Regions from separate parts of the Homo sapiens genome. Here region 2 is linked to region 1. A link is an interaction called in ENCODE POLR2A ChIA-PET data of the cell type or tissue named here. Cell type or tissue: MCF 10A. All regions are shown on one strand.

Region 1 (2,500 bases):
GACAAGTGCCTCATTCCAAGTTTCTGATAAAATCATCTGTCTCCTTTTCCTTTTCCTCCCCCTTTTTTGTAACTTTTACTTTATAGCCTTCTTTTATGTTTTTTTAAATTCTAAGCTGTATCAAATGTTAGCACATATGTGGGGAATGAATTAAAGATTTTCTACCACAAGTCTCACAGTAACTCTGTGTTCTGTTATTTAATCCATGGTGAAATTGAGGACTAATCAGTCAACTAATGTTTATAGTTTACAGTTCAGAATGTGTATGCTGAGTAGGCTAAGTAGGTTAGAGTTTACATGGATTTGGCCAAATTTGACATGATATATTCTTTCTTTTTATTGTAACCCTTATATTTAACCAAAGTCTAGATAAATGCAATGTCCTTATAATCTGTGTTCAGTCTCAACAACATCGACTGCTGAGCCCCACAGCACTGGATTTAGTCCCAGCTGGAGTTCCAGCTTGAAGGGCAAACTCATAACAGGGCCAGGTCTTTCCTTGTTTATAGGAAACTTCACCAATTGAAAATTTTGATCTGTCATATACTGTCAGGATAAATACACACACACACACACACACACACACACACACATATATATATACACACACACACACACACACACACACACCGCAGATGGGTGAGAATTGAACATCTTGAATTTTTCATTGTCCCTAGTCAGGATACTAAGAGTATATTTTGTAGATAAAAGTCATCCTTTTTGGTGTGCATTAGTCCCATCATAATATCACATGTGTTCCTAGTTATGTAAATTCAATTTTCAGATAATCAAGTTAAATGTAAGACATTTGCTTATTGCAATATATGCAGATCTCAGTGGAGGAGGGTGTTCCCTTCTTTTGTCAATAGTCCCTATAATATGGCAGTTACTTGGATTGTATTATTTAAAGGGCATGCATGATGTAATCCAACCCTGTCTTTTTACCACCAGATCAAACAGAAAATAGTAGGATCTAATGGAAAGATACAGGACTAAGAATCAGGTCTCATCTGGCTCTGTGACCTCAGACAAGCCAAAGCTTCTCTGGGCCCCGGTTTCTTCTTTTACAAAATGAAAGGGCTGTATTAGACTACCTTTAAACCTTGTTCAGCTCTAGAATGTTACAATTCTATGAGAATGACCATTAATAAGCTCATAGTCTGTTTTGGATCTTCACTGGGAGGAGAGCTCTAAGTATGGGACAGCTTTTCTTTGCTGGAGAATACACTTTTAAGCTTGAGACTCTGAAATGACTGGTGGAAAAGGGAGAGGCTTGCACCGGTTCAAGAGAGCCTTCTTTTCCCTAAGGACACGTGCTGTAGTCTTCTGACTGTTTAATGACGCAAGGGGAGGGGCGCGTCACAGCAGCTGAGCCTGTGGCTCTGACTTGGCAACTGACTCACTGGCGTCCTGGCTTCTGAACCTTGGAAGAGCCCATAGAAGCGGTAGTGCTGAGTCCAAGAGTATAGAGAAGTGGGCGGAGTGGACACTACCTGCTTTGTGGCAGAGCAAGCTCAGGTCTAGGAGAGGTGGTAACGGTGAGGCAGTGAGCATGGAGTCAGGTAAAAGAGGACCTTGTGAAGGAAGAGGATAATAAGCTTTGCATAAGCAATGCATGGAAAATGGACCCTGAATGATTAGACAGTAGACGCCTTTAAGGAAAAACTCATTTTGTGGATTACCTCAGATGTAATGGATATTCTTTACATCATACATAAAGATGAACTGTTTGATCTGTTTATCTACTACAGTCAGAGCACTAAGGTTTACTGAGTACTGTTGGCATATACTGTGGAAAGTGCTCTATATTCATTAGGTCTTTTAATCACATAACCATAGGAAGTAGGAATCATTATTCCCATTTTACAGATAAAGAGTCCGAGGTTTAGGTGACTTACATAATGCCCAATGACACACAGTGTTTCTTCTCTCCTGTGGAGACAGTTTGAATTCACTTTGGCTAAGTGAAACTGAAGGTAGCAGTCAGTGAAACCTGTCTCTTCATATGAGTGAAACCGAAGGTAGCAGCCAGTCAAATCTGGCTCTTTAGATATAGAGAGAAATTTAAATAATTTTTTAAAAAGTTTAACTCTCTCAGCTATGCTTGACTTCAGTACTCTGGTCTTACTAGGAACTGAACATTTTTATTTTAGTAGTCAGTCACTAAACATTGATTGTTTCTCCCCCTTTTCATTTCTGCTTAAGAATTCTAATCTACTCCCAAGGCAAATGGATACCTTTGGCCAATCAAAGAGAAGGTCAAGTAAAATGAAGTGTGCAATAAAGAAGCACATAAATATATTTCAGAAAAAAATGTAAGTTACAGTTTCTACTGTTGCTGGTCTTTGCTTTCGTCTGCCTTTTAACCCTTTCATGGCACGGTTATGAAGTCTCTTAGTTATCAAACTATGATCTTCAGGTCAAATCTGGCCATCTTATTTTGTATGGCCCATGAGCTAAGAATAATTTTTACAAATAAATATTTGCAATTTATTTGATG
Region 2 (2,500 bases), 150 kb before region 1:
TGGGGTCACCAATAAAGACTTAGTTTGTATTTGGAAGCATTCCCTTAAACAGAGTATGCATTTCATCTTAAAAAGATTTTCTCAATAACAGCTAAAATTTTAAGTAATGTTCCAGCATTAAAAAGGGGTAGGTTTCATTTATTTAGGAAGTTCATGTATGTGGAATGCCTCACTCTCCAAAAATGTGGATAAATGAGGTATTACCATACTTATGATTTTTCAATTTTTGGCCAGCGTAGTTTTCTCCTGTTTGTCTTATTTCATTTTTTATCTTTTTAATGGAAGTTGTGGTTAAAAAATAATTATAGTAATGCCTCTGGGTAAAATGAGTCATTACTACTGTAGGTGCCAACATGCTTCCAATAGTTTCCAGAAATGTCACTTGCAAAACAAATATTATAAACCAAACATAGTTATAGTTAAATGATACTCAGTTCATCCAAGAACCTCATTTCTCCTACCCCCTTACTAATGAGGGCTCTGAGGGATCATTTCAGGGGAAGTAGTTCAATAAAAGTCTAGAACAAAACAAATTTTCAGGATTAGGCCCATAATTTCAGTGGTAGCTGATTTTTCCACAAGGGGAAAGTGTAAATCAACGTTTTATTATAAGCTATTTATTAGGTTGCAAACCACAAAAGTATACTCCATGGTTAAATAAAATGCCACTTACTGTTCAAGGATTTCACAGCACAGTGAATTTTCTTGCCATCATTGTCCAACAAAGTCCCATGATATACACAACCAAAATGCCCTGTGCAAAAGAAAGAACTTGGTTAGCACTGCGTAACATTTAATTATGAAATAATTATTTATCAAACCCTTTATGAGCTTCATTTTATTCTTTCTTCTTTCTATACAGCAAAAGAGTACATTTAAAAAATACTTTTAACAATACCACTATAGGTACGTAGGTGTGTTTGTAAATATATATGTAGATGCAACACATTTCACCCAAGGATATAAGCAATGTGATTATTTAATTCATGAATAAGTTGTAGATGATATGACTCATATTAAAGCCTAACCTAATAAAATATTCAACCACAGTGGAACCACTGAAAAGGTGAGTAACATCGGCCTCATCAAATAAATTTTTTTAAAGGATGACATAGTATTTTAAAATATGAAAATAAAGTTAACCCACATGAAGAACTATAATAAAATAAGTTCTCTATATTCTAATAAGCTGAAATGAAATAAAAATGTTACCATTAAAAATAGGATTAGTATTATAGAATAAGGATTTCCCCATTAGTCACTGGTTAATACGTAATCCAGGTTGGCAGAAACTGAAAGGCAGTTGCCCAGATGAAGCAAATTCACCCTGACTCACTTCATCCAGTTCTCTCTGGCTTTAACCACATCATTTTCCCAATGGTAGCCTTTTATCCAGTGGCAGTAATTTCCCCCAGAGGTGCCAAATGTCTGATAGCTGTGTAAGTCATTCACTAATTAATTCATCCAGCTGGCCAAGACACCATGAGTGCCTAGTATGTGAGTGTCAGGCATTAGGCTGCCCTCTACTAATGCAAAGAAGAATAAAATAAAACTTATGCTTTTGAGTGCTCCTATTCTCCTGCAGAAAAACATATAAATACATAGTAGCTAATATTTATAGAGCTGTTAATGATTATAACTTCAAAAGAGAAATAATTGCCATTTTAGTACCTTTCATGATAAAAAATTCTAGTTTTCCAAATGTGTAGAATTAGAACACAATTAGTGAGTCCACACACTCTAAAATTGATGCAATTACTGGGATTTATAGGCCTATGACAGAACTATATATTACTCTGAAGAGAAATGGAAAGATGTTTGTTAACAGTGAAGCCACTCTTGGGGAAGAAGGAGCACACAAAGGATTACGCTCTGGGGTGTTTGACAGAAGAATGTGTGGATGCTACCACAGGAAAGTGAGAAGGCCTTGTGTTCATATAAGGGAAATCACGCCATCAGCTTCTCTTGTATCACACTGGCAGATGCCTGTACAACCTCTTGCAGCACATATAGAATAAAAGGGATCAGAGGCCATTTAGTATTAAGGGTAAAAGCTTTTTAGAAAAAAAAAAACAACAAGAAGAATGAAGTTCATTTCCCGGTTTTTGATTGGTTTCTTTTCCTGCTAAATATTTCCACAAATACTGTTTATGCTAGCTGTTATTGCTGCTTTGGCTAGCTTATTACAAATATTCATTTATCTTTGTATAAAGAAATTGGAGTGCATTGTAGAGATGATATATGTTGCTTTAGATCAGGAGAATGCTATAAATTCTCTGTCTTCTGATGCTGTCCAGCAGTGTACAAACTGCTATAAACCAGGCTTCATAGAGTTTGTCACTGTTCTCAGGGTAAAGAAAGACTGGAGAGAGATTGAATAAAAATACTCAAAATTAAAGGAGTGATATTTATTTATTTATAAGTATTTATTTTTTTGACATGGAGTCTCGCTCTGCTGCCCAGGCTGGAGTGCTGTGGCACAACCTTGGCTCACTGCAAC

What was found. Peaks named below come from ENCODE experiments on the same cell type or tissue, not always from the same donor. Only the 100,000 strongest peaks of a DNase experiment are listed, where the experiment ranks them.
Region 2: POLR2A ChIA-PET joins it to region 1 with 8 read pairs; 3 of 35 experiments call an interaction of 5 or more read pairs at or near these places.

What each region holds. Positions count from the first base shown.
Region 1 is chr7:116,629,988-116,632,487 of GRCh38, reverse strand. The region is part of intron 2 of COMETT (cytosolic oncogenic antisense to MET transcript); the gene reads left to right. Among named protein-coding and RNA genes, the nearest start is that of MET, 41 kb to the left of the region's middle. RefSeq lists a silencer at 127-327 and an enhancer at 1,958-2,077. In MCF 10A, no CTCF peak of the experiment used is centred here; a DNase peak (open chromatin) is centred at 1,377.
Region 2 is chr7:116,775,643-116,778,142 of GRCh38, reverse strand. MET (MET proto-oncogene, receptor tyrosine kinase) reads right to left here. Exons shown (of 21, transcript NM_000245.4): 16 at 674-754. Among named protein-coding and RNA genes, the nearest start is that of CAPZA2, 86 kb to the left of the region's middle. RefSeq lists an enhancer at 917-2,116. In MCF 10A, no CTCF peak of the experiment used is centred here; a DNase peak (open chromatin) is centred at 1,352.